Regions from separate parts of the Homo sapiens genome. Here region 1 is linked to region 2. The links are chromatin loops, found by intact Hi-C in ENCODE. Cell type or tissue: endothelial cell of umbilical vein. All regions are shown on one strand. Each heading gives the region's core, and the rest is flanking DNA. Links, peaks and the distances in the headings are about the cores only.

Evidence for each region. Hi-C counts contacts between places; a loop is a spot of excess contacts. Peaks named below come from ENCODE experiments on the same cell type or tissue, not always from the same donor. Only the 100,000 strongest peaks of a DNase experiment are listed, where the experiment ranks them.
Region 1: a loop joins it to region 2, with 7 times the contacts of the local background. A loop is called at or near these places in 8 of 110 quality-filtered maps.

What each region holds. Positions count from the first base shown.
Region 1 is chr9:107,500,956-107,513,175 of GRCh38, reverse strand. It overlaps LOC105376206 (a long non-coding RNA gene), which reads right to left and starts at 8,042. Exons shown (of 2, transcript XR_930224.3): 1 at 8,007-8,042. In endothelial cell of umbilical vein, for the core only: no CTCF peak of the experiment used is centred there; DNase peaks (open chromatin) are centred at 8,305 and 8,445; H3K27ac peaks cover 1,186 bases.
Region 2 is chr9:107,749,941-107,762,160 of GRCh38, reverse strand. LOC105376208 (a long non-coding RNA gene) reads right to left here. Exons shown (of 7, transcript XR_930229.2): 2 at 9,610-9,770. LOC105376209 (a long non-coding RNA gene) reads left to right here. Exons shown (of 3, transcript XR_930230.3): 3 at 872-1,272. Among named protein-coding and RNA genes, the nearest start is that of KLF4, 270 kb to the right of the region's middle. RefSeq lists enhancers at 6,599-6,893, 6,032-7,231, 10,141-10,240, 10,282-11,009. In endothelial cell of umbilical vein, for the core only: no CTCF peak of the experiment used is centred there; a DNase peak (open chromatin) is centred at 6,670; H3K27ac peaks cover 1,135 bases.

The DNA of each region.
Region 1 (12,220 bases), core at 6,821-9,320, 250 kb after region 2:
GCCCGGCTAAGTTTTTTTGTAGTTTTAGTAAAGACGGTGTTTCACTGTGTTAGCCAGGATGGTCTCAGTCTCCTGACCTTGTGATCTACCCGCCTTGGCCTCCCAAAGTGCTGGGATTACAGGCGTGAGCCACCGCGCCCAGCCAACCGTTTGAATTTCTTAGTGTCTATATTAGTTAAAACAAAAGTAATTTTTTAAATGTAACCATTTATAATTCTGACTCTCCCAGGAAGGAGCTAAAAGCTTTCTTTCTTTTCTTTTTCTTTTTCTTTTCTTTTTTTCTTTTTCTTTTTTTTTTTTGAGACGATGTCTTCCTCTGTCACTCAGGCTGGAGTGCAATGGCACCATCTTGGCTCACTGCAACCTCCGCCTCCTGGGTTCAAGCAATTTTCCTGCCTCAGCCTCCTGAGTAGCTGGGACTACAGGCACCTCCCACCCCACCCAGCTAATTTTTGTATTATTAAAAAATATGATATGTTGGTCAGGCTGGTGTCAAACCCCTGACCTCAAGTGATCTGCCTGCCTCAGCCTCCCAAAGTGCTGGGATTACAGGCATGAGCCGCTGCACCCAGCCTTTTTTCCTTTTTTCTTTTTCTTTTCTTTCTTCTTCTTTTTTTTTTTTTTTTGAGAGGAGTTTCACTTTTGTTGCACAGGCTGAAGTACAATGTTGAGGTCTCAGCTCACTGCAACCTCTCCACTTCCCTGGTTCAAGTGATTCTCCTGCCTCAGCCTCCTAAGTAGCTGAGATTACAGGCATGCACCACCACGCCCAGCTAATTTTTTGTATTTCAGAGAGACGGGGTTTCACTGTGTTGGTCAGACTAGTCTCAAACTCCTGACCTCAGGTGTTCCGCCCACCTCAGCCTCCCAAAGTGCTGGGATAACAGGCATGTGCCAGCACCCCTGGCCTTTTATTTATTTATTTTTGAGACAATATCTCACTCTGTCACCCAGGTTGGAGTGCAGTGGTGTGATCACAGCTCACTGCAGTCTCGATCTCCCAAGGCTCGGGTGATCCTCCTCTCTCAATCCCCTTAGTAGCTGGAACTACAGGTGCATGCGACCATGTCCAGCTAATTTTTGTATATTTATTTATTTATTTTATTTTATTTTTGAGATGGAGTCTCACTCTATTGCCCAGGCTGGAGTGAGTGGCGCGATCTCGGCTCACTGCAACCTCTGCCTCCCAGGTTCAAGCGATTCTCCTGCCTTAGCCTCCTGAGTAGCTGATATTACAGGTGCACACCACCACACCCGGCTAATATTTGTATTTTTAGTAGAGACAAAGTTTCACCATGTTGGACAGGCTGGTCTCAAACTCCTGACCTCAAGTGATGTGCCTGCCTCAGTTTCCCAAAATAGTAGGATTACAGGCATGAGCCACTGTGCCTGGCAGCTATAAGCATCTTGATAGTACAGCTTATACCATTTATACTTATCTCTGGATCTCCCATCATACAGCAGAGTACCTTCTACATAACTGGCATTCTGAAAATATCTGTTAAATGGATGGGGAAAAAAGTCCACCCAAGTGAATGCACTCCATTAGAAGCCAAAGAGAGTCCCAGGCTTCAAATCAAATAATTCTAAATTCAAACCCATCTCTGGCTGGTCACACAGCACTAAGAGGGGCAGTCACTTGGATCTATCTGAGCCCCCTTTCTTTATCTGTAAAATAGGGCTTTATCTACTACTGTTTTAGAGTTGTTTCGAGGATTAATTCAGAGAAGACATGCTTAATATTGCAAATTACCTTCCTTTTAATTAAAAGCGTTCACAGCGAGGAAAAACAGGCAACTGACCACCACAAGCTGCACCGCTGGAGAGCATGGGAGGAGGTACACAGTGGGTTGTCATTAGTATGGACAATGCATTTTTTTCAGCACTAAAGAAATTGGACAAAATAAGATGAAAAGAGAGTCTCAGCCCAAAGGCAGAAAGATACAATGGTCTTTATCTGCTAGTTATACAAACCAGCTGTTTAGATTGAAAAGATTTTGCTCAATCACTAAATATAATACATAAGTGATGGAAAAAAATAATGAATTTTTGTTTTTTACCATCTATATTGTCCTAGAGTTGTCGTAGAATTTTTTTTTCTTTTTTGAGATGGGGTCTCGCTATGTTGGTCTTGAACATGTGGTCCCAAGTGATTCTCCTGCCTTGCTCTCCCAAAATGCTGAGATTACAGGTGTGAACCACCATTCCCGGTATAATTTTTTTTTGATCAAGGAATACAAATACCACTGATGGGACTCAAGGTGATTTGATGTGGTACACAGGGAAATATTTATTATTTTAATTGTTATGCATTTATTATTTATGCTTTACAAAACATTGAGCTAGCATATCCAAACTGCAATATTACACATATTATTATTAAATATGCTTTAAAGTTTCAAAATATTTTTTAAATATGTGGATTTAAAGAAAAATATTATCATAATATGACTAATCAACACACCTGTGCCAAAAAACTGAACATAGTTCTAGGATCACGGAAGTGGTGGAAAAGACAGCTTTAACATGTGGGTCTTTTTTTTTTTTTTTTGAGACGGAGTCTCGCTCTGTCGCCCAGGCTGGAGTACAGTGGCGGGATCTCCGCTCACTGCAAGCTCCGCCTCCCGGGTTCACGCCATTCTCCTGCCTCAGTCTCCAGAGTAGCTGGGACTACAGGCGCCCGCCACCGTGCCCGGCTAATTTTTTGTATTTTTAGTAGAGACGGGGTTTCACCGTGCTAGCCAGGATGGTCTCGATCTCCTGACTTCGTGATCCACCCGCCTCGGCCTCCCAAAGTGCTGGGATTACAGGCGTGAGCCACCGCGCCCAGCCAACATGTGGGTCTTGAGCAACTATTTGATTTAAGAGAAGTTGTGACCCTGGGCCCCTCCATTTCTGTTTCCAAATGTCTTTTCAAAAGATTTACTTATTCTACCTACACACTCTATGCTGGCCCCCCCTGGATTTTATCCTGGTCCACCTGCATACCCTATACTCTCCCATCTCCGTGGCTTATTTGTGCTGAATTTTTTGCCTGGACACCCCTCCTCTTCCCTATCTGCCAGGCGCACCCCAAGCAGAACCAATCCCCTGTGCCCTCTGGGCTCCTAGGCGTCCTTGCACACCCCTCTTGCTAGTATCACCTTGGCACCTTGTATTACAGTTTCTTTCAGGGTGTGTCTCCTAGGCAATGTCTTGTTTATCTCTGTGCCCTGAGTTCCTAGCTGGGGGCGTTACATGATTTTAAAAAAATCATGGAGACCATATTAGATTTAGAAATACAAGGGTACAAATGCTTGTCTTAATCATTTATCAGCACTCAGAGATCACAGAGAGAACATGACTTTCCTCTTCCCAGTACTCTCCTTATTAACCCTAACTAGGTTAGTTTTCCCTATGATAAGCTTTGCTACACTGTGCATCCTCCCTCAAAGCAGTGATTGCAGTCTGGTTTTGCTTTTGTGATTATTTGATTAATGTCTTTCTTCTGACAGTAGACTATAAGCTCCTTGTGAGTAGGGATCACATCTATCTTTGTTCGCCATTGATGTTCCGAATGCCCAACCCTGAGCCAGACACATAGCTCGTGCTCCCCAAATATCACACACGTGCGCACGCACACACACACACACACACACACACCCAGAGTTGGTCTTCTAGCTCTTACATTGTTGTAGAGATCATTGCGGAGGCAGATGGTTGAACACAGAGACCTGTGTAAACTTTCCTGTTTGTTTTTCAGGTGGATTACAGTGGAAACACGATGTTGGCCAACCAGAAAGGGAGAAATTCAAAATGGTAAACGGAGCACTCTCACTTGCAGGGCTCTCTGAAGCCTTGACAAACAACACAGAGCCAAAATAAATTTTTTAAAAGTATATCCCAGCAAAGGCATATTGACCTTGTCCTTTCAAGAATTTCCCCAACCATTAGGAAGAAAACCCTTAAGGATGGAAATTTGAAGGGGACTGAGGCAACCAGGTAATATATTATATACGCTGACAGCTTCTTAGAACTGGGAGAACACTGAGACAACGGAAACAAAGGAGAAGCAATCTGTGTTATACTAAAATAAAGGCAAAGCCACTCTAAGAACTGCTTTTGTTTAAGCAGACAACAGATTTTTTTTTTTTTTTTAAGGATCAAAGCTACTTTACAAGCTCAATTTTCAGAAGAGTTGCAAGAAGAGCTAAGGAGATAGAATGTCTCAGCCTTGAGAGCCAGCTCGTCCACTGCTCTTTACCTTTCTAATGTGAGAATATCTAGACCGGGCCACTGCTCATGCCTATAATCCCAGCACTTTGGGAGGCCGAGATGGAAGGATCATTTAAGTCCAGGAAGAAAACATTTTAATAGAATATCTAGGCGAAAGCCTTCCACCCCAAATCAAGAACTGACCTAGCCATCCTCATGAATCCTGACACTCTGGAGCCACAAAGACTGCCTTCTCTCCCTCCTCTTGCTACAAATAAAGAGCTTAGCCATGATGGGCTATGTCACAACCACACTTTCAGGAAGGTCCAGAGCTGAGATTAAGTATCCCCCACCTGTCCTGTGTCTAGGTATGAGAGTCAGCACCTTTTATATGTTGGGTCCAAGTGCACAAATGACTATCTTTCTTTTTTGAGACAGTCTCGCTCTGTCACCCAGGCTGGAGTGCAGTGGCGCGGTCTTGGCTCGCTGCAACCTTGGAGGCCTCCTGAGTTGAAGAGATTCTCCTGCCACAGCCTCCCAAGTAGCTGGGATTACATGCACCCGCCACCACGCCCAGCTAATTTTTGTATTTTTAGTAGAGACAGGGTTTCACCATGTTGGCCAGGCTGGTCTCGAAACTCCTCACCTCAGGTGATCCACCCGCCTGGGCCTCCCAAAGTGCTGGGATTACAGACGTCAGCCACTGCACCCTGCCAAGAGTGACAATTTTAACGTTGTATTGGATTTGTGTATGAGAGCCTCAATCCATTCTGCATACTGTGTCTCTACAGTGAAGTCACAGCCTCAAAGGTGTACTTAATCTTTGTCTGAGAGTCACCAACCCACCTGTGGACTTTAATCACATATCAAAGTCAATTTTTGAACTTTCTTTTTTTTTTTTTTTTGAGATAGAGTCTTGCTCTGTCACCCAGGCTAGAGTGCAGTGGCGCCATCTCAGCTCACTGCAACCTCTGCCTCCCAAGTTCAAGTGATTCTCCTGCCTCAGCCTCCTGAGTAGCTGGGATTACAACCATGTGCCACCACACCGGCTAATTTTGTTTTTTCTTGTATTTTTAGTAGAGACAGGGTTTCACCATGTCGGTCAGGCTGGTCTGGAACTCCTGACCTCATGATCCGCCCACCTTGGCCTCCCAAAGTGCCAGGATTACAGGCGTGAGCCACCATGCCTGGCCACGAGTGACAATCTTAACGGTGGATTGGATTTGCGTATGAGAGCCTCAATCCATTCTGCACACTGTGTCTCTATAGTGAAGTCACAGCCTCAAAAGTCTACTTAATCTTTGTCTGAGAGTCACCAAACCACCTATGGACTTTAATCACATATCAAAGTCAATTTTCAGCTTTCATCTGCCTTCGTGTAGAAGATTCAGAACCTCAACAGGTTCTGAACAGAGCAAACAGCAGACCTAAGCCTCCAAGTGTGTGGTAGCCAAGCTCAGACTAGAGCCCAGGCCTTCCACCTCCGCAGCCAGGCCCTGTCCCTGCCTAGCCTGCTCTGTGGCTAGACAAGACCAAACGTTAAGCCTCTACCTCCCCACAACCAGCATGCCAGGCAAAGCTGACTGGCTGCAAGCTTCGCCTTCAGATCAACCGTTTTCACTCCACATACGCTCTTCTATGGTTTATTATCTCTTAGTGGCTTTTCATCCCCACAGGCATTCCTGAGAAATCTGCAAATAGTAGCAACTTGGAAAACAAGTAGTGAGTCTGTTGGTACTATCTTTTCTTCAATATTAACTTGTTTACAGGCAGCCTAAACGGATTGTGCTGCATTGGTCTTGAACACCAAGACAACAGTATTTTGGCTGGCCCCAAGCTCTTTGAGGGCAAGAACTATGTCTGATTTATTGGTGAGACCCTGGTGCCAAGGTACCTGTCTGGCTTATAGTAGGATAACAAAATAAGAGGCTGTCCGAAACTCACACAAAATTTGAAATTGAAGCCAGGGAGAACTGGGTGAGAATCCTTAAGCAGAAGGTTACAAAGTTACCTAATCTCTGTGGGCCTCAATTATTCTCATAATTATTCTCATATAAAATAAAACAGGCATTCAGGCGCGGTGGCTCATGCCTGTAATCCCAGCACTTTGGGAGGGCGAGGCGGGCGGATCATGAGGTGAAGCATTTGAGACCAGCCTGACCAACATGGTGAAACCCCCATCTCTACTAAAAATACAAAAATTAGCCGGGTGTGGTGGCACATGCCTGTAATCCCAGCTACTCAGAAGGCTGAGGCAGGAGAATTGCTTGAACCTGAGAGGCGGAGGTTGCAGTGAGCCGAGATCGTGCCACTGCACTCTAGCCTGAGCGACAGAGCGAGACTCCATCTCAGAAAAATAAATAAAATAAAATAAAATAATACAGGCCAGGTGCAGTGGCTCACACCTGTAATAGCACTTTAGGAGGCCTAGGCAGGAGGACTGCTTGAAGCTAGGAGTTTGAGACTAGCCTGGGAAACAAAGCAAGACTCTGCCTCTACAAAAAATTGAAAAATTAGCCAGGCATGGTGGCACGCACCTGTAGTCCCAGCTACTTGGGAGGCTGAGGTGGGGGGATCCCTTGAGTCCAAGAATTTGAGGTTACAATGAGCTATGATTGTGCCCACTGTGCTCCAGCCTGGGCAACAGAGCAAGACCCTGCCTCTTAAAAATAAAATAAATAGGCTGGGCACGGTGGCTCACACCTGTAATCCCAGCACTTCAGGAGGCTGAGGCGTCTGAGACCAGCCTGACCAACACGGTGAAACCCCGTCGCTACTAAATACAAAATTAGCTGGGCATGGTGGCGTGTGCCTGTAATCCCAGCTACTCAGGAGGCTGAGGCAGGAGAATCGCTTGAACCCAGGAGGAGGGGGTTGCAGTGAGCTAAGATCACACCACTGCACCCAGCCTGGGCAACAGAGCAAGATTCTGTCTCAAAAAATAATAATAATAAAATAAAATAAACAGGCCAGGTGCGGTGGCTCATGCCTGTAATCCCAGCACTTTGGGAGGCAGATCACCTGAGGTCAGGAGTTCAAGACCAGCATGGCCAACGTGGCGAAACCCTGTCTCTACTAAAAAATACGAAAATTAGCTGGGTGTGGTGGTGGGCACCTGTAGTCCCAGCTACTCAGGAGGCTGAGGCAGGGAGAATTGCTTGAACCCGGGAGACGGAGGTTGCAGTGAGCCGAGATTGTGCCACTGCACTCCAGCCTGGGCAACAGAGTGAGACTCCGTCTCAAAAATAAATAAATAAAAATAAAAATAAAATAAATAATAAATAAAAGTAAATAAAGTCCAGGCGCAACGGCTCCTGCCTGTCATCCCAGCACTTTGGGAGGCCGAGGTGGGCGGATTGTCTGAGCTCAGGAGTTTGAGACCAGCCTGAGCAACACGGTGAAACCCCGTCCGTCTCTACTAAAACACAAAAACTTAGCCAGGTGTGGCAGCATGCACCTGTAGTCCCAGCTACTCGGGAGGCTGAGGCAGGAGAATCGCTTGAACCCAGGATGTAGAGTTCGCACAGTGAGCTGAGATTGCGCCATTGCACTCCAGCCTGGGCAACAGAGCAAGACTCCATCTCCAAAAAAAAGGAAATAAAATAAAATAATACAAATACCACCTACCTTATAGAATTGCTATGAGAACAGAATGAGATAACAATGTATATGGAGCACCAGGCAAAGTCATAGCCCTGACAATGACCATGTCCCCCGTCAATGTTAATGCAATGAAAGGATGAAGTCAAAGTCAGAGTTGTTCTTTTCTAGGAGACGAGCAAGAAATAAAAAGAAGCAACGAATGCAATTACCCAGCCTGTGAGTGGTCAGTGTTTCTTTTGCTACTTGTTGTCTGAGCTTACAGCCTTCTTTTAAAGCTGGTCCTGCCTCGTCTCCCAGCTTTTGCTTCATCTTTCTGTGAAGTCATAACTCTGGGCTGACTCTGTCTATTGACACAGAGAGGCTGTGAGTCACAAATTCAACAGGATGACTTTGCTGCAGGGTGATTGACTGGAAAATGTTCCCTCATCTGAAAAAATCTTTTTTTCAAGCAAATGGACATGCTTATTTTTGCAGCATGGAGTGCAGGCTCTTTATTTATTTGATATTGGTTTCTTGACATTCAAGTTGACCAAGGGAGGGCTCACGATAGTCATAATTTTGCCTTGTGAAGTGATATATACTTTCCCCCTCCCTCCCCTTCTCCCTTCCTGCTGACTATTATATCTAAAACAAACAGTCCCAGCACAATAGTTAGATTGCACTTGAATTTGGTGTTTACTTGACATTTACACACTGGCCATGCTGGACAGCTCAGTCATTCCAGAACAGGGCCCGGCCAGCAAGGATTGTGTTCTCCTTGTGCTCAACCCTGAGCAGGACAAGATCCTGAGACAGCTAGACAGCGTCTTGAGAAAGTGTTTTTGCTGACTCTTATGCCTGAATTACTCTTACACCTGAGTAAGTGTATGTTAGGGGAGAGGAGGGTATCAGAATGTCTTCAGTCTTGCCAGAAAATCTCTCCCTTACCCACGTGGGGCAAACTGGTGGTACCACTCTGCCTCTTCTTAAATCCAACTCGAACACTGCCCAGTGCTAAATCTCCTCAGGACTGGCTGGAGATTACTAATTTGATCAATTTCATCTCCAGTTCTTTCATTTCCTCCTCTGTGTGATAGAATTAATAAACTTTAGGCCAGGCACAGTGAATCACGCCTGTGATCTCAGCACTTTGGGAGGCTGAGGTAGAAGGATTGCTTGAGGCCAGGAGTTTGAGACCAGCCTGAGCAACACTGCGAGACCCCATCTCTACAAAAAACTTTTTGAAAGTAGCCAGGCTTAATGGTGGCTTCCTGAAGTCCTAGTTGCTCAGGAAGCTGAAAGGGGAGGATCACTTGAGCCTAGGTATTTGAGGTTGCAGTGAGCTATGATCATGCCACTGCACTCCAGCCTAGGCAATGGAGTGAGACCTTGACTCTAAAAATTAATAAAATAATAATAATAATACCTACTTTGCAGGATTATTTTGGGTATAACATATGCAAAGTATATGGGGAAGTTTCAGGCTTTTTAAAGGTTCTCTAAAAGTGTTGGTTCTCGGCTGGGCGCGGTGGCTCACGCCTGTAATCCCAGCACTTTGGGAGGCCAAGGCGGGTGGATCACGAGGTCAGGAGTTTGAGACCAGCCTGGCCAACACAGTGAAACCCTGTCTCTACTAAAAATACAAAAAATTAGCCGGGCATGGTGGCGGGCGCCTGTAATCCCAGCTGCTCAGGAGGCTGAGGCAAGAGAATGGCTTGAACCCAGGAGGCGGAGGTTGCAGTGAGACGACATTGTGCCATTGTACTCCAGACTGGGTGACAGAGAGAGACTCCGTTTCAAAAAAAAAAAAAGTTGGTTTTCACCCTCTTCTGAGGTCCATGCTTCTGGTTTCAAAAGGTAGATGGGCTCATAAAAGTAAAGTGTCAGGGCCAGGTGCGGTGGCTCACGCCGGTAATCCCAACAGTTTGCGGAAGCTGAGGCAGGTGGATCACCTGAGGTCAGGAGTTCCAGACTACAGGGTGCCTGTAATCTCAGCTATTAGGGAGGCTGAGGCAGGAGAATTGCTTGAACTCGGGCAATAGAGGTTGCAGTGAGCCGAGACAAAGCCACCACACTCCAGCCTTGGCGATAGAGACTCTGTCTCAAAAAAAAAAATCAATAAATCAATACATGTGTATTTTAAATAAAATCCGCAGCCTGCCTCTCCAGATATGACCACAATTCAGTTTGAAGTATAAGTCTTCACATTTTTTATACATATGTGAAAATAATAAAATTTATTTATTTATTTATTTACATAGGGCCTTGCTTTGTTGCCTGGGTTGGACTGTAGTGGCATGCTCATGGCTCACTGCAGCCTCGACCTCCTGGGTTCAAGTGGTCCTCCCACCTCAATCTCCTGAGTAGCTGGGACCACAGGTTCTTGCCATCACATCTGGTTCATTACTTTTTGTAGAGATGAGTTCTCACTATGTTACCCACACTGGTCTGGAACTCCTGAACTCAAGGGATCCTCCCACCTTGGCCTCTCAAAGTGCTGGGATTACAGTTATGTGCCACCATGTCCAGCCCAATCTCCTTTCGATGGACATTTAGATTGTTTCCAACTTTTCATTACTACAGAATTTCCATGTGTACTCTTATTCACTTATTTCCTTAGGCTCAATTCATAGAAATTGATTTACATTTCAACCATTTCAAATTGTTCCTCAAAAAATTTACATCAGTTTACATTCTCATCAGCAAGATATCAACATGTTGGTTTCCTTACGTACTAACCAGTACCGAATATTATGATCTTAATCTTTCAAATGTTAACATCTACATAATCAGCTTTTGGCTGGTGAAACTTTCATGGCAGTTAGTTTGCACTTCCTTGAAACTCTGAAGATATGGAAATTGTACATTATTAGAATATAATTGGAAGCCTCCACTTTGCACAGATGAAAGGGGCCTAGGGAACAGAGGTAACTTACCCATGCCACACATTGGCAGAGCTGGGACAAGAAAACACAAGTCCTAACTCCTAGTCAAGTCCAAGCCTCCTTCCCTGCATCAGACAGCAATGACACAGGAAACCCTGACACATCACTTCTTTTTTTTTTTTTTTGAGACAGTTTCGCTCTTGTCGCCCAGACTGGGGTGCAATGGCATGATCTTGGCTCACCGGGTTCTAACGATTCTTCTGCCTCAGGCTCCCAAGTAGTTGGGATTACAGGTGCCCACCACCATGCCCGGCTTAATTTTTGTATTTTTAGTAGAGACGGAGTTTCACCATGTTGGCCAGGTTGGTCTCGAACTCCTGACCTCATGATCCACCTGTCTTGGCCTCCTAAAGTGCTGGGATTACAGGCGTGAGCGACCATGCCCAGCCGTATTGATTTATTTTTTTTAAAATAAGCACGCATTTTGAAACCAGAAAAAAAAATGTACATTTAAAAAATGAAATAACAGACCGGGTGCGGTGGCTCATGCCCGTAATCCTAGCACTTTGGGAGGCCAAGGCGGGCGGATTGTATGAGCTCAGGAGTTCGAGACCAGCCTGGCCAACATATAGTGAAACCCCGTCTCTGCTAAAAAATGCAAAAATTAGTTGGGCGCGCCAGGTGCAGTGGCTCACGCCTGTAATCCCAGCACTTTGGGAGGCCAAGGCGGGCGGATCACCTGAGGTTGGGAGTTTGAGACCAGCCTAACCAACATGGAGAAACCCCGTCTCTACTAAAAATACAAAAAAATTAGCCGGGCATGGTGGCCCATGCTTGTAATCCCAGCTATTCTGGAGGCTGAGGCAGAAGAATCGCTTGAACCCAGGAGGCAGAGGTTGCGGTGAGCCGAGATCAAGCCATTGCACTCCAACCTGGGCAACAAAAGTGAAACTCTTTCTCAAAACAAACAAACAAACAAACAAACAAAAAAATTAGCTGGGCATGGCGGCACATGCCTGTAGTCCCAGCTACTTGGGAAGCTGAGGAAGAAGAATCACTTGAACCCGGGAGGCGGAGGTTGTAGTGAGTCGAGATCGTGCCACTGCACTCCAGCCTAAGCGACAGAGTGAGACTCCCTCTCAAAAAAAAAAAAAAAAAAATTAGCCAGGCATGGTGGCGCGTGCCTGTAATTTCAGCTATGAGCGAAGCTGAGGCAGGAGAATTGCTTGAACCTGGGAGGTGGAGGTTGCAGCGAGCTGAGCTCATGCCACTGCACTCTAGCCTGGGCGACAGAGTGAGACTCCATCTCAAATAAATAAATAAAATTATATATATATATATATCTCAAGCAGTTACACAATCCATCCATCCATCCACCCATACGTACATACAGGCCCCAAGATTCCTCACTAGCCCTGTTCAGCTGGGTGACTGCTTTTCCCCCAGCCTGGACAGAAGGTTAGAGGTTTACTCTCTGGGGAACTCGATCCAGGGGCTCTGAACTCAGAGAAGCCAGGCACAGCTGAGGATAGGTTACTCAGAGAGCAGTCATACAGCAG
Region 2 (12,220 bases), core at 5,600-8,099:
TCATTTGAGTTGTTGGGAGAATGCATTTCTTTGCAGATACATGACAGAAGATGCTGTTTTTATTGGCTGTTTTCTGGAGGCCAACCACAGGTCCTAGAGACGACCCGCAGTTCCCTGCCACATGGACCTCTCCATAAGCAGGTCACCACATGGCAATTTGTTTCTTCAAAGCCAGCAGGAGAATCTCCTGCTTCAGTCCACTAAGATGGAGTCATATATAGTGCAATATGATCATGAGAGTAATAGCCCATCATTTTTGACCTACGATGGATGGATTTATTTGTATTTTTATCACCACTATCATTTACAATAATTAATATTATCATTCATCATAATCATGCTAAATTTGGTATCCTGAAATATAGTATTAAGATTCCATTTACCTTTTACATAAAAACCTTCCTTAGTTCTCAGTGCCTATGGAATAAAATCCAAGTTCTATAGCCTGCAATTCATGCCCCCCATCCCTGTTATATTCCTGGCCTCATCTTTGCCCAATCCTGGCTCTTTCCCAATGATGCCAAACACTTTCGTCTCCTTTCCTCCTTTCAGCACAGGTAGCCTCTCTGCCTGGCCTGAACTTTGCTTTCCTCTTGGTCAAGTTGGTGTACATATCTTTGCAAACTTATTGGGAAAATGACCTTTACTCTCCCGGAGCCTGCTCAGCCTCTCCCCTCTCTGGGCTCCATAGCTCTGGGAATGTGCATCTTTATACTGCCAGTCACACCATATTATATAATTGCATCAAGCAGTGAGTTTCAGTTCATCTCTAAATTCCAAGACTTGGTACAGATTAGGTCTCAACAAATCATGCTGAATAAATACACAATTAATTTAATTAACAGCAACTTTTCTTTTATGTCCTCTTCAGGTTTGCAAAGTATATTAAGCTGATGTGGGCAAGTTTGGAGTGAGGACGTTCAGCAAAAGACAGAGGGAACCAGCTGGATGACCCTAGCAGGCCTGGAACAGTTTGGAACCGGACGTCCTCTTCTTGTAGACTGACAGGCTCCGGAAAGAAGCCACAGCTTCTCCGTGGAGCCCTGGGCTCAGCACTTCCCGTATTCACTACTGCTATTCTCAGTAGTCCTCTTCCCCAAAGTCTGCTTCCATATTTTCAGGTCTTTGAATGTTGCAGCCAAACCACTGCTCTAGTTCTGAAAGCAGAACCAAAACACACCCCAGGCACCGTTCCCTCACCGACTTCCTATTCCTAGGGCTCCAATCCCAGCCTCCTACCCCTTCATCCTCTCCCTGCTCCCTTACCCTAGAAGCCACACCCACGTTTTGCGCCCTGGCCTTGCACACTGCCAGCCTCCTGCATGCTCTGAGTTTTCCTCTGGGATTCCTCTTCCAGCCAGGCTTCCTGAGACCCCTGTGGGTCTCAGGAACCCTGCTCCTCCCCGCTCTCCTCCTTGCTGAACCACTTCCCCATTTGAATCGTTAATCTCCTCCTCCCTTTATTCTGGGGGAAGCCTGTTCCAAAAGCCAGTGGTGACTTTCTTGGGTTAAAGGCCAGGATTAAAAATAAGTAGGAGTTACCATTTCTGGCCCCATAGTTCCTCAGGCAGGAAGGAGCCACCAAGGCAGCATGGCCTGACCCAGCACAGAGACTGCCGAAAATGACCAGGCCAGCCAGTCCCCCAGGAAAACAGGTCAGGAAAAGCCAAGGCCCACCAAAGGGGTCCAAGAATGAGTTTCGTTTTGTATGAAATGTAGGGAATATTCAATATGCCCATTTTAGAGGCGATTTCTCTCCATTGTGATTCTAGTTAAAATCCACAACCAGAATTCACAGAAGCAGTACTGGGTGAGGGAAAGATATGAAAAAGCTTGGATTTGAATCCCAGCCGTGTAACCCAGGACAAGGTGTGCAAAACCCTGAGAAGCCAAATTTCTCCTATAAAACGAGAAGGAGAAAGCCCTCTACTTGGGATGATTGAGAATCAAATGAGACAATATTTAGTAACTAGCACAGCACAGAATCCGTGGAAGTCTCGCCAAACAAAGCTAATTACCTTCTCCTCTAAAAGTGTTGTTGTTGCCTTCAGTGGAGGCCCCTGGGAGGTTGTCAGGCTGTAGCACTGCCCTACCTGGAATGCATTTAGTACCTGTACCTGCAGGGCACTGTCGTCACTGCCTCATGGGCCTCGCGGCAGGCCTGCCACCACTCCAGCTACCAGTCCAGCCAGGGTGGTGATAAATGGCCCTGAGCCAGCATCCTCAGCAACTTCAGGAGCTGCTGGGAAGAGGTGGCTTTGATGTCAAGCCAAGGGAAGACGTGTTACAATTATCTAAATTATTCAAGGCCCCCACAAATTTCAGAGAGCTGTAGGTTGCTTGCAGATGATTGTAAATTCCCTGCCTACCACTTCTTTATCACACCAACTAGGCTTTCAGTTCCCTGTCAAGTCCCTCTGTCTTACACCTCAGTGCCTTTGTATGTACCAGAGTCTCTGCTTAGAATTCTTTTTGCTCCCCTGTCACTGCCCAGAACATCCCCCCTCACACTTCAGGTCTCAGCCCCATGGTCCCTGTTTCAGGAAGCCGTCCCTGATGGTTCTTCCCCAGTGTTCTTTACATGTGGCATTTTTGAGTCTGCTATAATCACTCATTTATGTGCCTGGGTCCCCAACAAAATTGAAACTTCTTCGTGGGTAGATACTGACCTTTGCTCACATTCATGCCCGGTGTTCACACAATGCCTGCCACAGAGAGGTTCCCGATACATGTTCATTGAAACTCACTTCTACAACTGTGTGGTAGTAGAAATAACCAAAGCTCGAAAAACTAAAATACCCCCTTTTGAATTCAGGCTGTATCACCAAATAGCTGTGACATTGGTTTGAATTCCTTAGACTCTCTGCCCATCAGTTTTCAGTTGGTAAAATGGAACTATGAAACCAGTCTCAGAGAATGGTTTTGAGAAAACACACACATGCCCCAGTGGGGCCACCTCTGCACAGCTAGGGAGAAATGGAGAGTGGAGCCATTTCACTGACACTCCAGGTCAAACAAGATTACTCATCACCACCTTGGGTGTTGACCTTGATGTCTTACTCTCAGCCTTCTTCCATAATCCAGGCCTGGGACTCAGGAGGGAGTCCAGGAAACAGGAGGCTTCCTGGCCTTTAGTTCAAGGGCAGAAAACAGGAGGACTCTTGGCCAAGGGCAGAGCCCTTCACACAGATCTCAGCCAGATCTTACCTCCCTGGATAGCATCCACAATGACGCTGAAAGGGGAACTTCCAATGGATGCTCTCTTAGGCAAGAATGGACACAGTACCTGGCTCCAAGATGCAGATTCTGGCTGCCATGTTGAAAAACAGGACAGCTGGAAATCTCAAAACAGGACTTGTTTTCCCAAAGCATAAACCTGCATTTCAAGCCAGGACTCTTTTCCTGTCCTTAAGAAGAATGGCGCCATGAGTTGGATATTAGTTACCATAGGTTGGGTTATACTCCAGTAACAGAGAACCACCAATAATCTCAGTGGCTTAAAATCACAAAGGTGTCTTGCTCACAGATTGGTTTTATGGACCTGCAGAGTCCCCAGGACCACCAACCTCCATAGGGGATAGCTCAGAGAGGCAACTTCACATCAGCATGAGTTTCCCCAACAGCCTGGCCAAGGAAGAGCAGGCACCAGAGCCATTAGCCATCACATGCTCCACCTGGACGTCAATGTGGTATCAACTTTGTGTCTGTTTATCCTCTAGAGTATAAGTGCCTTCAGAAATATAGCCATCCTTCTTATTTTCAGTGCTGTGTACCTCTTTATATGTTTATAATTCATTTACACCTCAACTAGAACTCTGAGTTGTACCCACAATAATCCGTGCCAGGTTCTGGGCTGGGTGATGGGGACACAACTATTAACAGAAACAAGCCTCAGCCTCTACCGTCCGTGAGCTCACAGTCTAGAGGGGGAAGCTAATGTTAAACAAACAAACAAACAAACAAACACAAAAAAACTAATTCAATCCTATATAATCAGGGCCATCACTGAAATCCATGAAATCTGCTATAGGAGTGAGTTAACGGAAAAATAATCTTCCCAGGAAATCTTGGAAGGATTTAATGAGGAAGTGATACTTGAGCTAGCTTTTAAAATATATTTTCCCAGGTAGAAGGGATGAGAAGGGCAAAGTCAAGGGCAATAGCATGGACATGGACATTAGGGGAAGTCTGGCATATTCAGGGAAGGGAGAGCTTCATTCTGTGTGTTCCTGGGAAGTTGCGGATGAGATGGGGATGGTGAGGGTACAGAGGGCAAGAGGAGCAGGGCTACATTACGGGGCACCATGTATGTCTGACTAGGGAGTTTGGGTTTTATTTAGTGGGAAATGGGAGCCTTTGTAGGTTCTGCAGGAGGGACGTGATGCTATGGAATATTAGAATCTCACCCTGGCTGCAGGAGAAGAATGTATTAACAGGGGAGCACCTGGAGCCATGGGACTAGTGATAATGCTTTTGAAGTAGACAGCCTCCCAAGTCTCTCTAAAAAGGGCCCTTGGTCTTGGTTCTGTAGCAAGAGGGTCCTCCTGATTTCTACAGATGTGTCTTACTTACGTGGGTACATGTGGATACATATGCACATTACAGGATGTTTAAAGTCCTTCAATATTGATTTGTGTATAAAATCTCTCCAAGGAAGGCAAACAATGGGCAAAACTGGGCTTACCCAGAGTTCAGTATCAAAATTGCAGATGACGGTTGTCAATTTTTCTACAGAGAGCTAGAAGCATTGGAGTCCATGACATAAGACATAGCATCTGTGAAAACAGGGACTGGCCTATGGGTGGATCTCTTAAAAATGTTGATGCTTTCTATTTCTATGAGGAAATCTGCTGTGAGACACTTATTTCATTCTGTGAATGTCAAAATTAGGTGACCTGTTAAGCTCCTTTCTGCTCTGGCAGAGACTTAAGTTTTAAATTAAACTTAAGTGTCGAAGGGCTAAGTGACCCATCCAAGGTTGTACAGAGAGTTATTAGAATCCTGAGATAGCAAGGTCTAGTGGAAAAACATTCAAAGTGGGTTAGTTTGTCTTTGTTTTGCCATCACACAGAAATCCACATATGGGGGCCCTAATGATAAATCAGTTAACTATTCAGATATAAGATTATTTTTCAACTCAATAATATAAAAGTTGTTTTTGGCCAGGCACATTGGCTTACACCTCTAATCCCAGCACTTTGGGAGGCCGAGGCAGGTGTATCACTTGAGGCCTGGAGTTCCAGACCAGCCTGGCCAACATGGTGAAACTCCATCTCTACTATAAATACAAAAATTAGCTGGGTGTGGCAGCACACACCTGTAATCCCAGCTACTTGGGAGTCTGAGGCAGGAGAATCACTTGAACCCGGGAGGCAGAGGTGCAGTGAGCTGAGATTGTGCCACTGCACTCCAGCCTGGGCTACAGAGTCAGACTTTGTCTCAAAAAAAAAAAATTGTTTTTAAGAATTACTTAATTGACTTTATTTATGAAAAGACAAAACAGATTTCCCTGAGTGTAAGTCTTGTGCTGGTCCGTGCTCAGTCTAAGTTGGTGAGAATATTGATGTGTTCAGACAGAATGGGTTTGGAAAGAACAGGTATTCATGGAGGACTCCTCCAGGTTAATTCCTAATTACATCAAAGAGTGTTGTTTTCACCTGTAGCCAGTCAATCATGAAAGAAGGATTTCTATAGAACCAGATAGGGCTAAACATGATCTAGAATTTGGCCATAGGATTCAACAGAAATCTCAACTTACCATCCAGAACTTTTCATGAGTAGCCATAGTGTGTTTTTCAGCTTCATTTTTCTACAATTGAGTCAGGCTAAGCAGGGAAGGTGCTTGATAATCATACCTACCCTCAGGCGCCCATTCCAAGCACATCATAGCAACAGGATGGCCTGTCCTTTGATCAAAATCTGAAAATTTTTTCTGGATTGTTTCATTTCATTTATATCATATATATCAGTCAAGGTTCTCCAGAGAAAGAAGACCAATAGTATCTAACTATCCATCTATTTATCTATTAATCTATCTATCCACTCCTCCATCTATGTGTGTATGTATATACACACATGTATATATACATATATGTATATATGCATGTATGTGTGTATTTGTATGTGTATACACACGTACATATCTCATTTGCCTCATTGAATTGTGAGGCTAGCAGGTCTGAAATCCATAGGCTAGGCTGGCAGACTGGAAACTCAGCCAAGAATTGATGCTGCAGTCTTGAGTCAGAATTTTGTCTTCTCCAGGAAAATTCAAGTTTTGCTCTTAACGCCTTCAACTGATTAAATGAGGCCCAGTTCTTTCCTTTACTTAAGGACAAGTGATTTCCTTTACCTCTTCAAAATACCTTCACAGCAACGTCTAGATTAGTGTTTGCTTAAATAACTGAGCTGACACAAAAAACTAACCATCATGCCAAGTTTCTGCCATTTTTCAAAATCTGTGATTCGACTGGATTTAAGAAAATTTAGTCACACGAGGACAGTACTTTTTTCAGCTGCCATAAGCTCAATACATCTACCCAAATCAGTCACGCTCTTGTTTTTTTCCTTGTAATATTGAGTTTAGTGTGCCCGGATGTCTTGTCACATCAATTAGGAAGCAAAAATGTATGAGTCATGGAGCATGCGGCAGAGTGAATTTTCAAGTCCCCTGAACAGGTTTTTATGACCCAGCCATCTGATTGCCCTAAAATAAACCCAACTGCCATGTTCCGCCTCACCTTTTCCCAAATGCCCCATGGCCTGGAGATGACTCAGGGCCCAAGAATGAAGAAAATAATCAGAATCTCAATCACTTCCTCTATCACATCTTCAGTGAGCCTGACTTACAAAACAGAAACTCTCCAGAAGAATAAGGCAGTGAAAGCTGAACCCAGCTACCTTCTTCTTGGATATGAACAAATAATTATAATATTCTTTCCCTTTCATGGAAGGAGCCCATCTGTGTCAAGGGAACTCAATTTTTCTGCATTTAGCTTGCATGTCTCAGATGCCATGTTGGCAGGTGGACAGCCCTGTTATTTGTTGTGTGCTAGCTAATTGTACAAGATCCTCAAACGCAAAATGAAAAAGACAGTTTGGGCACAGTGGCTCACGCCTGCAATCCCAGCACTTTGGGAGGCCGAGGCAGACAGATCACCTGAGGTCAGGAGTTTGAGACCAGCCTGACCAACATGGAGAAACCCCGTCTCTACTAAAAATACAAAATTAGCCGGGTGTGGTGGCGCATGCCTGTAATCCCAGCTACTGGGGAGGCTGAGGCAGGGGAACTGCTAGAACCTGGGAGGGAAAGGTTGCAGTGAGCTGAGATCATGCCATTGCACTCCAGCCTGGGCAACAAGAGTGAAACTCCGTCTCAAAAAAAAGAAAAAGAAAAGAAAACAAAAGAAAAAGACAGAAAACAGCTAGTTCTAAGGAGAATATGGAGCAACCATCAAACACGGTTGAGAAGCATATAAACCAAGTACAACAATTTTGAAAACCTGTGTATATATACACACACACACCGTAGGAGAGGAATTGCTAGGGAATAAAGTACTTATAACTTTGTAAGTAATGTGTGTGTGTGTGTGTGTGTGTACACATACCCTAGAAGACCTATATATATGTGTGTGTGTATATGTATATGAGACCTATAAGACTGGGGAGGTGTGTGTGTGTATATATATATATAGGTGTACATAGGTATGTATATAGTTGGACACACACCTATATGCATACCTATATACATAGTATTAGTCTGTTCTCCTGCTGCTAATAAAGACATACCTGAGACGGGGTAATTTATAAAGGAAAGAGGTTTAATTGACTCACAGTTCAGCATGGCTGGGGAAGCCTCAGGAAACTTACAATCATGATGGAAGGGGAAGCAAACATGTCCTTCTTCACATGGTGGCAGCAAGGAGAAGTGCCAAGCAAAAGGCGGAAAAGGCCCTTATAAAATCATCAGATCTCATGAGAACTAACTCACTATCACAAGAACAGCAGCATGGGGGTAACTACTCTCATAATTCAATTACCTCCCACTAGGTCCCTCCCATGACACATGGGGATGATGGGAAATATAATTCAAGATGAGATTTGGGTGGGAACACAGCCAAACTATATCATACACCTATATACACACACATACACACCACCCCCAGGAGAGGAATTGCTGGGGAATAAAGTGTTTAAAACCTTGTAAGTAATGTGTATGTGTGTGTGTGTATGTGTGTGTGTGTGTATATATATATATGTATATATATATATATATACACAGACAGAGAGAGAGAGAAAAAAGTCATGGCAAAAACCACAATTACTTTTACACCAACCTAATATATATGAGACCTATAACACTGTGGGGTGTGTGTGTGTATATATAGATATAGATATAGATATAGATATAGATATAGATACAGATATAGATGGATATAGGTATGTATATAGGTGGACACACAGCTATATACATATCTACACACACACACACCCCCATCTCTCTCTCTCCATGTATATATATGGAGACACATGTATATATCAAACAGAAATGCACACACACTGAAATGTTCATAGCGATGTTATTCATAATAGCCAAAAGCTGGAAACAACTCAAATGTCTATCAATAATAGAATGGATAAATTAATATAGTCACACATTGGACTACAATGATGAGAATGAGAATCTGCAGCTACATGCAACATTAGGGAAGAATTTTATAAAATAATATTGAGCCAAAGAAGCCAGGCTCACAAAAAAAGAAGATATTGTATGATTCCATTGATAGAAGCCATAAAAACAGGCAGAACCAATCTATGGTAGAGGAAGTTGACACATGGTTACCATTGAAGGGAGCATAATAACTGGAAAGGGTCAACTGGGGGCTTCTGCGCTGGTGGATTATATTTACTTTTCTTATCACTGCCTAATAAATTACCCCCAAAACTTAGGGGCTTAAAACAACAATCATTTCATTATATCTCATGATTTTGTGGGTCAGAAGTTTGGTCAGGGCTCAGGTGGGTGATTCTTTTGCTCCATGTGGTTTTGACAGGGGTCACTCAGTGGTCTTTAGCTGGCAAATGGGCTGCTTTGCAGGGTCCAAGAAAACTCTCCTAACAAATTTCCTGCTTTGTCAGGGATCACCAGAAGTCTGGGTTCCACTGGAACTGTCAACAGGAGTGCCTATATGTGGCCTCTCCAACATGGCAGTCTCAGAGTAGCTGGACCTCTTATGTAGTATTTCAGAGCTCCTGGAGAGGGTTTCCAAGAGACCCAGGGAGAAGCTGCAAGGTTTTTTATGATCTAGCCCTAGCAACATTTCCGCTTCATTCTATGGTCAAAGAAGTCATTAAAGCCAGTCCAAATTCAAGGGGAAAAGAGGAAGAATTCCACTTCTCCAGGAAAAGGACATTAATATACTTGGAGGAAATGAACTGATGGCAGTCATCTTGGAGACAGGTGACCAGAGGGAATGTTCTGCTTTTTGATTTGGGTGTTAATTATAGGCTCTATTCAGGTTGTGAACATTTATCAACCTGTATACTTCTAGGTGCCCTTTTCTATGTGTATATAATTTTAATAAAATATTGCAATCTAAACAGACTTACCAAGCAGAATAACCTTTGGAACAGACAGGTCCCATTTGGACAGGTCCCATCTCTGTGGCTGGATGGATACTCCTGCTTCACTGGAGTCACATGGCCCCTCAGCATTTCTGTGACCTTGGGTTACATAGGTGTGAAGGTCAGGCCTCTTGCTCTGTTAGGGTCTCCGTTTCAATGACAAAAGAAAACATTTATTTGGATTACTGTGAGGAAGAATGAGACAAATGAAGAGAAAACTTCTGGCATATCCTAGATGCTCAGTAAATGAGCTTCATTTCATTTCAAGCCCTGAGTGCTGCCTCAGACCCTTGACTCCTAGGCTGCCAAGGAAATTAGCAGCTAGGACTTTCTAGAAGTCTTGCCAGGAGTCCAGAGAGAGCTTGTCTTCCAGCCCCCCTTGCTCACCTTGTGAGCAGAGACAGGGGTACATTCTCAGGCACCTGTGCCCTGCAGGGAGGGCCTGGGTCAGAAGCCGATGAAAATAACTTTGCAGCTGCCAGGACTAGTCCAAAGTCCCCAAGCGCAGTGACAAGTGAATCACCTCAACGAACGCTTAGTCACTGCAAGGTACTTTCCACACAGACACATGGAGATGGTTACCAAAGAAATGTCTGCTGGCTGCTCTCACATCAGCTCAAAGAAAATGTTGTTGTAACCTTTACTTTGGAGGGGGAAAAAATAGCATCACTTTCCCTTTTCCTTTCCTTTTCTTTTTTGGAGAGAGATTCATTGGCAACATTGTTGAAGTGGTTGTTTTTATTTACCCTGGAGAAAGTTTCCAGATAGCTCTGAATCCAGAGCTTTGTATATGTAGCAGTCCCTTCAAGTCTTAAGCTCTTAGTGTCTAAGTGTGTAAACAACCCCCTTAGAGGAGACTGTCACGGACCATCCAGATCACAGGGCCTCCCATGAAGCTCCCTGATGGCAAGCAGAGTCCTCCAAGCTTTTAAAAGTCAGAGATGGGAGGTCCAAATCCCTCTGCCCTGTATTATCAGTATAGCCTCAGGGCAAAGGGTTCCAACTTCCTGAGCCCCCTACTTCTTTATTAATAACAATGAAGCTTCATTATGTGTACCCACAAGGTGGTTGTGAGAATTAGATGAGGTGGTGTGCAGAAGCATCCCCAACAATGCTTGGCATTCTCATAGTAGTTGATTAGTTAAAGTAAGTTAATCTCTCCTTCTCTCTCCTGATTCTTCCTTTGTTATTTCTCTTGCTGCCTTTCTCTTTTTAAACTCCCTCTCTTCCTTCTCTTTTCTTCCTTGCCAAACTTAATCAACCCTCATTCTCTCCTATTCTCTCCTTTCCTCTCTGCTGTCTGCGTGTTTTTTTTTCCTTCCTTTTTTGCCTTGTTTTCAAGCCTCACCCCCCCCCCCCCCGCCTCCACACACACACACACACACACACTCACAGCCATCTCTCTGGCTGGTACAGCTTTGGCATAAAGCTATTGAAAGCCAGCCAAATTCTGGTTAAAAACACTGCAATTCTTGGCCAGACTTTCTCTCCTTACAAATGAGGGTGATGTTTCAGGCATGGGAAGTCTTCCCATCCATTTAGGCCCCAGGGAAAAAAATAGCAACGCCTCAGTGTGTGGCCTTAGGTGGACAGCGAAGTGGGGCTCTGGGTATTGACAGAAATAAATCTGGTGTTTCTGAAAATTGTGAAACATGCGCAGTGAATGTGTCATCCCAGCAAAAGTGAGTCAGCTCCTAGGCCGGGGCCCAAATCTGGCCGCATTTGCTTTCTAAATAGAAAGTGTATTCCTGGCCAGCCCAACTTAGCAAATCAGCGGTCAATGAGAGTGGAAAGACAGGCAGAAAAAGAGACATGCAAATGTATACTTTGCAAGAAGGTTACTGGAAAAATCAAATTCTCTCTCTGTGATTTTAAAAAAAATCATTCATTTTCTTCTTTTCTTTCTATCCTGATATCTGCATCAAACTTTCCTTTTCATCATTATTTTACCCCTTCTGGAGTGGCCTTCAAAACTAGGAACACAGCAAAGTTGCAACAAAGCAGCCTGGAGTAATTGGGTGCTGTAAACTTTGGGGTGAGACTGACCTGAGTTCAAATTCTGACCCCACCTTCAACAAGTTCTGTGTGTGTTGTGTTGTGTTGTGTTGTGTGTGCATGTGTATGTGTGTGTGTGTGTGTGTGTGTGTCCTTGGGAAAATTTCTAACCTCTCTGAAGATTTAGTATCACTTTAACCAAATGGGAGAAATCCAGTGGAGGGTAAAGTAGGTAACATCAGCAGTGCCTAGTTTATGGCAGGTGTTTGTCATCTCTGAGTCACCTTTCTCTTTTTTAGGAAGGGAAGTATGAGGAACTCTGATGCCTCTTCACTCCCTAGTTCTCTGTCCACATGGGGTTATCTCTTTTAGAGGGTGTGAGCACCCAGAATATGGGAGCAGCAGCTTTGCCTCTTCCACTCCAGACATAGAATTTGGAGAAAAGAAGCAACACCAGGCTCAGGGCCTTCTGCGCCAGCATCATGGACAGGCAGGGCTCCCCTGCATCCCTGGCAAGCCCAGATGCTAGAATCATGTGGCCTCCACTCTGCCAGAGGAAGTGATGCAACTGCCCATTGGCTTTGGGTCAGCGTAGAAGAAA